Regions from separate parts of the Mus musculus genome. Here all the other regions are linked to region 1. A link is a contact called in ENCODE POLR2A ChIA-PET data. All regions are on one chromosome and are shown on one strand. The core of a region is the stretch at or near the end of the contact, and the rest is flanking DNA. Distances in the headings are between cores, read along the strand shown. Region 1 holds the start of Pklr (pyruvate kinase liver and red blood cell). Region 2 holds the start of Rusc1 (RUN and SH3 domain containing 1). Region 3 holds the start of Scamp3 (secretory carrier membrane protein 3).

The links. ChIA-PET counts read pairs that join two places held with the same protein, here RNA polymerase II (POLR2A).
Region 2: POLR2A ChIA-PET joins it to region 1 with 15 read pairs in Patski. The contact joins the promoter of Rusc1 here to the promoter of Pklr in region 1. POLR2A ChIA-PET finds 5 or more read pairs at or near these places in 3 of 5 experiments (Patski and embryonic stem cell).
Region 3: POLR2A ChIA-PET joins it to region 1 with 12 read pairs in Patski. The contact joins the promoter of Scamp3 here to the promoter of Pklr in region 1. POLR2A ChIA-PET finds 5 or more read pairs at or near these places in 3 of 5 experiments (Patski and embryonic stem cell).

The regions. Positions count from the first base shown.
Region 1 is chr3:89,134,589-89,137,466 of GRCm38, forward strand. It overlaps Pklr (pyruvate kinase liver and red blood cell), which reads left to right and starts at 1,554. Exons shown (of 11, transcript NM_013631.2): 1 at 1,554-1,694; 2 at 2,636-2,818. The coding sequence starts at 1,595.
Region 2 is chr3:89,091,775-89,094,808 of GRCm38, forward strand. Rusc1 (RUN and SH3 domain containing 1) reads right to left here and starts at 1,589. Exons shown (of 11, transcript NM_028188.2): 1 at 1,493-1,589; 2 at 1-787. The coding sequence starts at 699. It overlaps Fdps (farnesyl diphosphate synthetase), which reads right to left. Exons shown (of 10, transcript NM_134469.4): 8 at 2,678-2,755; 9 at 2,457-2,591; 10 at 1,814-2,069. The coding sequence ends at 1,869.
Region 3 is chr3:89,175,683-89,178,853 of GRCm38, forward strand. It overlaps Scamp3 (secretory carrier membrane protein 3), which reads left to right and starts at 1,709. Exons shown (of 9, transcript NM_011886.3): 1 at 1,709-1,975; 2 at 2,308-2,385. The coding sequence starts at 1,910. Gm45927 (predicted gene, 45927) reads left to right here. Exons shown (of 19, transcript NM_001310017.1): 11 at 1-53; 12 at 2,308-2,385. Clk2 (CDC-like kinase 2) reads left to right here. Exons shown (of 13, transcript NM_007712.4): 12 at 1-53; 13 at 712-1,405. The coding sequence ends at 897.

The sequences.
Region 1 (2,878 bases), core at 304-2,803:
TATATTATGTCCCTGGCAGCCATACCAGTGGCTCTTTGCTCAGGCGCCCAGGTTTACCATGGCCACGTCCCCCTAACCAGTTTCTCTTACACAAAAAGCTTTTGTTCCTCAGAGTTATGGGACATATGCAACCTACAGGAAACTCTTTCCTCTGCTGCCCCTGCTGCCCCTGCTGCCCCTGCAGCCCCTGCTGGTGCCTTCTCATCCTTAATAGCTTAAGCATAATCACATTAAAGAAAGCCTCATCTTATTTAAGAGGTGCCTAAGATACACCACTGTCCCACCCGGCCACCCTGCCCAGTCCTATGATCCATGCCTGACACCCCTTACCCAGTTTAAAGTATTTATTTATTTGCTAGTAGTCTGTCATTTCCCCACACACACTATATTAAAACCCATGGAGGGCGAAGGTTCCATCTTTCTATCTGCTTGACTCCCACTGTATCCTCCAGGGTTGTCACTGGCCATTGTCATTGTCATAGTGTCATGGAAGCCTTCCTAGAGAATCCCACTGTTCTAGCAACTTTGCTGAACTTGTAAAGTCACCCAAGAATGGGGTCAAGAGAATCCCCAGTCTAGGGTCATCTGGGATATGGAAAAAAAGTAAGTGCCAGGTGGCCCGTCTGTTGGTTGGGGTAGTTATAGGGAATTTTGACAGCAGGACTGCAGCTTATGCTCATGGTGGTCAGCAAGGCAAGGTCACTCTCCCTGGTGCCTTGGTAAAAAGTGAGTTGGGTGCGATGTCCCCACGATGGCTGAAGAACTCCCCTGTGCTCAGGCTTCCTGTGTTTACTAATATGGTTCGTCAACATCAATCTAAACAAGTTTATCAATTAGTGCCTAGAACTGTTTATAGTTTCATCTTTGGATTCACAGAGGAACAGATGCGAGAAACTGAGATACCCTCTAACGTCTATCAAAGGGTTCCCCTCTGCCAGGTGGTGGTGGCGCACGCCTTTAATCCCAGCACTTGGGAGGCAGAGGCAAGCAGATTTCTGCGTTCGAGGCCAGCCTGGTCTACACAGAGAAACCCTGTCTAGAAGAGAAAAGGAAAGGAAAGGAAAGGGAAGGGAAGGGAAGGGAAGGGAAGGGAAGGGAAGGGAAGGGAAGGGAAGGGAAGGGAAGGGAAGGGAAGAGAAGAGAAGAGAAGAGAAGAGAAGAGAAGAGAAGAGAAGAGAAGAGAAGAGAAGAGAAGAGAAGAGAAGAGAAGAGAAAAAAAAGTTCCTCCCTCTTTTCCACAATCTAGTCCCCACATTCAAGCTCTTGCTCTGAGAATATACCTAAGATTCTTGTCAATAAAATACAAAGAGAAAAGGATTGTATCACTGGCGATGAACTAGTCTCTATTGAAGCTGATGGACTGACAGTATGAATGGACTAAAAATTGACCAGGAAAAACGGATGACCTAGGGGAAGGGAAGATGTGGGGACTGACAACCGACAGCCCTCCAGAAGGGACTCTGTGTGGGGATGGGGCTGCCTACTGGGTGTGCCTCTTTTCTATTCTCTGGCTCCTGCAGATAAGACCAGCAGTTAGGGTACACTCTCCTCCCAGTCTGTGGTTCTTGCAGCCCCAGTCCCACACTTTGGAAGCATGTCTGTCCAAGAGAACGAGCTACCCCAGCAGCTCTGGCCCTGGATCTTTAAGTCCCAAAAAGACTTAGCAAAGTCTGCTTTAAGTGGGGCTCCAGGAGGTAAGAAGAGGAAGGGAAGCCACTGAACAGAGAGGAGAATTAGGGTAGAATCAGTGTTGGGGGTGGAGGCCTTGGGGGAAGGATGCCCACTACAGCCTCTGTTAAATTTGATTTGAGCCTTTGATCCAGGCTCTGCAGACAGGCCAAAGGGGATCCGGCAGCATGGACGCCACGGGGCACTCCCGTGGTTCCTGGACTCTGGCCCCCAGTGTACAAGGCTTCCATTGGCAAGAGAGATGCTAGCTGGTTATACTTTAACCAGGACTGATCTCGTCTGTGCCAGGCCCCATCCCACTGACAAAGGCAGAGTATAAAGCAGACCCACAGACACAGCAGGTACGCAGCAGTATGGAAGGTGCTCTACTGAGCCGGGCTGGGTCAAGCTACGGGGGTTTCCCCCACAAGGGGGCAGGCAGGGGATAGAGCCGCACTGTATAGATGGAGGGAACTTGGAGGGGAGGGAAGTGGGGAAGCCAGAGAGTTGCCTGGAGCTAGAAGGAAGTAAACAAGGAAAAGTAACAGAGAGATTCCAGGCCTAGAGAATGAGATGCCTTGAGACTTGAGGGAGGCTTCTGGGGGTGCTGAGGCTGAGTGGTCTGCTGGGGGGCGGGGTGGGGGAGGGTCTCGGTAACTGGGTCCGTAAGGACTCAGCTTTGAGCTAGACCTAGATTTGAATCATCTTCCTTGGAAGATGCCCTTTTCTTAGACAGTGCATTTTCTCTCTCCGTCTTTTTCCTTCCTTGTAAAGTTGGGAAAGAGCACATCTAACAGCCTGCTCCATAGAACCCTGGAGACTAAACAAAGTAATGTGTGACACTCAGATTGAAGGAAGGCCTCCTCACACAGACCGGAGGGCTGAATAGACACAGGGTGCACTGGCAGGAAGCACATGGGGGATAGGCGATTGTCTGTGCAGGATCCTGAGTCCCCATCTACCGCAGGGCCAGCAGGATACCTGAGACGTGCCAGTGTGGCCCAGCTGACCCAGGAGCTGGGCACTGCCTTCTTCCAGCAGCAGCAACTGCCCGCAGCTATGGCGGACACCTTCCTGGAACACCTCTGCCTTCTGGATATCGACTCAGAGCCTGTGGCCGCTAGGAGCACCAGCATCATTGCCACCATCGGTAAGACCACCCAACCCTGGGCCGCCACACTGGGCCGCCTGCATGACTCTGGTGTCTCCT
Region 2 (3,034 bases), core at 339-2,838, 43 kb before region 1:
TTTCCAAATGGGGTTAATTTTCCAACTGGGCTCTGCTTTCCCTGCGTCGATTCTCCCATCTTCGGTCTCTGAGAGCTCAGAGGTAGCAAGATCCTGTTCCCCACTGTCTTCCTCTTCCTCCAAGCCTGGGGAAGGTAGGTCCTGGCAGGTGGTCAGGGCGTTGCAGTTCGAGTCCAGGTCAGGTCCAGGTGGAGAAGATATTCCAGAGCAAGAATCAGGAGAGCAACAGAAACTGTCTGGAGAGCAGGTGCTAGGGCCCGCTGGAGCCAGAGGAGAGCCCAGCTCCAAGGTGCTAGGCTGAGGGTTTGCATCCTCATTACCAGGCAGGTCTCGCGAGTAGACTGACACTGGAGACTCATCAGGGCTAAGGTCTGAGCAGGAGCTGAGAGAGGAAGAGCATCCTGGATCTGAAGGGGAAACAGCCTCTTCCTCCTGGGAAGGGTCCTGCTGATTTTCTATGCTGGACCCGTGCTCCTGGCAGCATCTACAGGGCACAGCTGGACTGTTGGAGTTGGCATCCACAAGGGTCCCGCTGCAGGGCCCCCTGCTTTCCTTGCCCCCGGTGTCTCCCGGGGGCGGGGGTGTGCTCAGAGGCCCCTCTCGTAGTTCAGGACGGCGGGACAAGTGCAGGCCTAGGGAGACATGCTGGAGATGGATGTGATTGAGGTTGCAGAGTAAAGCCCGCTGAGGGGACAGCATGGTGCCGAGGGAGGACGACGTATGGCTTTCAGAGAACCAAGAGGATCCAGCGTCTCACATCCACCTACCTGACAGTGTAGATGCAGACCTAGAAAACAGGGGTGGTTGAAACCTAGATCACGGGTAAGGGCACTGGAGGTGACTGAGGACTAGAACAGGCCTGGGAAGGATCTGGCTGCTTTGGGAGATATTTAAATGAGATTCAAATCACCACGGACAGGCCATTAGTTCCCACTGCAGTATTTGCAGGTGGAGCTGAACATAACCTCCAGGGAACGGAGAAAGGAGGGTCATCAGAGAATGCAGTTGTACTCTGATCTTTGTGGGGCTGCGAAGCTTGAAAAAAGAGTGGGGCCCAGAATATGGGGGTGCGATGCTTGAAAAAGAATAGGGCCCAGAATACACCGATTCTTCCTAATCAAGCTCTGTCCTCCAGCCTAACCCTGGGAGGAAGGGGACCCCGCCCGGATGCTCTAGTGAGGTGGATGGTGGGGAACAAGACGAAGGGTTTGGTTTGTTAACGCAGGAGAGGGGTCTGGGCTGGAGCAAGGGGAAGCATTCTGCTGTCAGCTCTGCATCTGTCCCAGTCCCTGTTCAGCTCTAGCCTTCCTCCTGTGTCCTCACCCACCGCAACGCCAAGATTTGTCCATTCACTCTGTGTCGTCTCCCATCACCCAGCCATCGCCCGTTTCTTTATTCTTTTAACTGCTCCTCTCCTGTGCTATCAATCCATCCATCCATCCATGCATCTATCCATCCATCCATCCGCACCCTCAGACCGAGCCCTCCTCACCGCAGTCCTCCTGGAATCGCTCCGGCCTTGGGCTCGTCTGCGTCCCCGCCCAGCAGGGAACAGAGCGGAGGGGAGGGGCACCGGCAAAACCCACTGTGGCTGCGCAGCCGCACCCCTTCACGCATGGGCGTGGCATAGCTCAGGACCGCCCCTCAACCCCCACGCAACACTTGACGTTGTGCCTATGTCACCCATCTACAAAGCAGACGCTTTGGGTCTCAAGGAATGCTTTTGCCAACCTGGATTCCAAGCTGCCCTCTCCCACCCCTGCATTCTGGATAAAGCTGAACTCCTGACTGCCACAAGAATAAAACCACAGGATGTTGAACAATAATTTATTGAGACCCCCTCCCTCCCAGCCTCTCCAATTCCGGGGTCACTTTCTCCGTTTGTAGATCTTGTTTGCAAGTTCCATGAAGATGGATGGGGGCAGGGGCGCAGAGCACTGCTCTATGAGACTCTTGAGGCGGTTGTAACTGTCTTCCTCATACTTGAAGAAAGCAGACTGCAGATCCAGCGCCTCATACAGTGCTTTCACCCGAGCCACTTTTTCTGGGTCCTTCTGCCCATAATTCTCCTGGAAGCACGAAAACAGCTTTACTTGGCTGGGTCCAAAGGCCCTCACAACTCATTCATTCACTCCAGACACTGGCAAAACTCTCCTCTCTGGGGATCCAAGATACCAAGCATTGCCTCCCGAGCCCAAAGTTCAGGTATTGGCTCTGGATTCTACTTCCTCTAGGGTTTCCCAGCCTTGACACGGCTGAGTTATTGGGCAGCATGCGTTGTCTGGCACTATCCAAAACCTTCCCGGTTCTGCCTGCTAGCCACCTTCAGCACAAACATCAAACTGCACTTAGTTGCCCAATGTCTCCTGGACAGCAAAATCACCCTGCTTTCCTAACCACCCCTCCTCCATCCCCTTAGCAAAGGGACATGCCACTCCCAGGCCCCACTCGAGCACCTCTAAGATCTGGCGCTGTTGAGGAGAGGCTCGTAGCAGACACTGAACCACCAGCCAGCTGCATTTGTTGTCCTGGATGTCAGTGCCGACCTTTCCCGTCACACTGGGGTCTCCAAAGAGATCAAGGTAGTCGTCCTAGGCAGCAGGCATAAAGGAGAGATGAGGAGGTCCCCAGGCCGGGAAAGAGAAAATATGCACTCTGGGCTGCAGGACCTGCCTACCTGGACCTGGAAGAACTCGCCCATCTCCATCAGGATCTTCAGGGCATTGGCGTGTTCCTTCTCCCCATCAATGCCTGCCTGTAGGAGACAGGGTAGGCAGCATGACCACACATCTTCCCCTGGGAGCTGCAGCCATTACGGTTCCACTTTCAACTTCAACTTCTTACAAAATGAAACGAAGACCTGACCCATAAACCACCTCCACACCTAGTCTCCTGCCTCAGCCTCAATTTCGCTCTGCCGCCCCCCCTCCGCCCCCCGCCAGATGTACCATCCACAGGCCTCAACTCTGCCCACTTTCCAGTATCAGAGGGACAGAGGGCTTGCCCGAGGTCACACCGTCACACAGTAAATGCC
Region 3 (3,171 bases), core at 459-2,958, 41 kb after region 1:
ATGAGAACACCTCAGCCGGGCGCTACGTTCGTGAGAACTGCAAACCTCTGCGGGTGAGCCTGGCCAGGGAGAAGTACTGTCCACCATCTAAAGGTTGCTTCTTTCTTCGGGTGGTTGGTCCCTGGAGTGCATTTTCTAAGTGGAGGTTAGGGCAGGAGGGGGAGGAACATTGAAAGAAGATAATTTGGTCAACGGTGGACAGAGGAGATCGAGGGTTCACAGATAACCTCATCTATAGACAACCAGAGGAAAGCAGACAGAAAAGAATAAACTACCTTTGAAAAGCTTACACTTTACACTTTAATGTGGAGCTAAGGAAGAGTCATGAGGTTGACAAGTATATACAAGTAAAACAGAATATTAAGGATTAATTGTGCTAGTGGGAAGGTAGGTTGAGCTGTAATATCAGAAATATTATGACCACATAATGTTGTGATAAGGTAGCTTTCAAATTCCATGCAAGCCGAACTTTGGTTCTTTTTCTAAAGAGCAAAAGTGGGGCTTTAGAGGAAGCAGGGAGTCGTAGGTGACACAGGCCTGCAATCCCAGCACTCGAGAGGCTCTTGTGAGGCCGAGGCAGGTGTTCCAAGTCAGCTGCAGTGCGTAGCTCCAGAACAGCCTCGACTGCACAGTGAGACCCTGTCTTGAAAAGGAAAGAAAGAGAATGAAGTTTGTAAGGCATTGCCTTACCTTCTTCCTGCCCTCCACCAGCGGTATCTGACCTCAGAGGCAGAGGACCACCACCAGCTCTTCGATCTGATTGAAAATATGCTAGAGTATGAGCCTGCTAAGCGGCTGACCTTAGGTGAAGCCCTTCAGCATCCTTTCTTCGCCTGCCTTCGGACTGAGCCACCCAACACCAAGTTGTGGGACTCCAGTCGGGATATCAGTCGGTGACAATTAGGCTTTGGGCCCCCTGCTCCTTGTGTAGCAGTGGGTGTCCAATCCAGGACACTGGTGCTTTTTTATACAAAAGAACAGAGGCAGAACTTGCCCTCTCTCCAGCCCCTGGCTCCTTTGTACCTGTGAATATGTGGAATAGTGTAAATATGACAGAACTTGTACCTATCGATTCAACCCCTGACATGTATATACTACTATTTACACTCTCCCAACCTCATCTGCCCCTCATGTGGAGGTGGATGGGGGGCAGAATGACGTAACCAGGTGGTGTCTACCCCATGTTTTATAAGGGATTTTGTACAGTCTTTGTGAAATAAAATGACATGCTTCATCTGACCCCCCCCAATCCCTGGAATTTGAGGTTCGAGGGTACTGGGGTGAAGGAGTGAAATAATTGGTAGCCATCTGAATTTGGGTATAAAGGCCTCTTTGTCCTGCCAACTTAGAGTCACTTATATGCACTTTGTATTCTGAGGTAGTAAAAATTAAAGTAGATGCAATCAGGTAGAACTTGTGTGATCTAGAGTAGTGAATGTCAGGAAATAGCTTTGGCCCTGTAAATAAATGGATAGTGACAGTAGCCTTGAAGTTATGCCCTTCAATAGATCCAGAAACCCGTGAAGAAAACTGAGCTTCCCGCCACTAACCTGTGCGCAAAGATACCTTCTGAGCTGCTTAACATGAAGCTACCTGGGATATGTAGTTCATGCCTGCTAGGAAGTCACGTGGAGGAAGTGTGACTCTGGGCTGCGGAGACTGGCTTAGGGATATCACGTGCGGTACTTCCCGCTTTTGGGTTTTTTTTTCCTCCCCCCCCCCCAACTGAGGCGCAGGCGCAGTCCACTGCTGCTGCGGGAATCTTCGCGACTCTTCCGGTTGTTTCAACCAATTGGAGCACAGGGAAGCGAGTGGACCAAGCACACCGGAGGGAGTTCTTTGGGCCGCCACCGCCGTACTGCCGGGGCAGGGGCGTGTAGGGCAGGGGCGGCCGGGTTCACTTGCAAACATGGCTCAGAGCAGAGACACCGGGAATCCATTCCCCGACTCCGGCGAGCTTGACAATCCCTTTCAGGTGATTTGCGCCGGCCTTCTTTGGCCAGTCTGCATACTGTTCTGTGGGGTCGGAATGCTATTCCCATTTGTGACTTTTGACCCAGGGTAGAAGTGTCGCTATGTGAAGGTGGCGGTAGCTCGAGACCAGTGAACATGGGGAGCTAAAGGGTTGCGGGCTCTGCCCCTTTAATGAGCGGGTTCTAGCTATGTAGAGTGATAGACTTGAAGGCAAATGTTGGGAACAACGGCGTGGCACCAAAGGCTCAGTACTTGGAACCACGAGCAGTTTCGGGAAGTTCCTAGGAATTCCTTTGACACCGATTGCCCGCTGAGCCCCGTCTCTGCTCTCAGGACCCAGCTGTGATCCAGCACCGACCCAGCCAGCAGTATGCCACGCTGGACGTCTACAACCCCTTTGAGAACCGAGAGGTGAGCAATTAGAGGGAGCACAGAAGAGCAGGGAAAGCCGAGTGTACCATGAGCTCTGTCTGAGCATCCTGGGGACTTTGTTAATGCAACCAAATGATGAAGTGGTGTGCTTTTAGCTTCCCGAGAGACGTTAGCCAAGCCAAACCTAATCTCGGACAAAAGGGTCATCTAGTTTTGAGTTAAAGAAGTCGGTCCAGGGAAGACTTGTTTGAAGAGCATCAAGGTTGGGGCTAGTCATAGTTGAGAAACCCGTGCGATCAGAGGGCATATGAGGAGGGCAGTAAAAGAAAGTAAGGGTGTGGGGGAGCTGTGGGGATGTAGCTCAGTTGGTCGAGTGTTGCCTACCAAGTGCACTACCCTAGCCCTCAGCACTACATGAACCCAGTATGGTGGCCCGAGTATATAATCCTAGCATTTGAGAGGTAGAGGCAGGTGTATAAGAAGTCACCCTTAGCTAGTAACAAGTTGGAGACCATGATGGCATGTGAGACCCTGCCTCAAAAAACAAAGAGTCAGATGGATTAATGGGTAAAGGCTCAGTTTGCAGCCTAGACTAAAACCTGACTTCAGCCAGTCCCCCAAGAAGGTGATGAAGGCGAGAACAAACTCCTATAAGTTGTCATGTGACCTCCATGTGCATACCATGAGAGAGTGTACACACACACATGAACTCACACACAATAGGTAAATGTAATTTTAAAAATTAGAAAAGTTAGATGTGGATAATTGCTGATGGCATTGGATGTAAGAGGCTGCACAGGACTGCTGCAGCTCTGATGGAGTTGC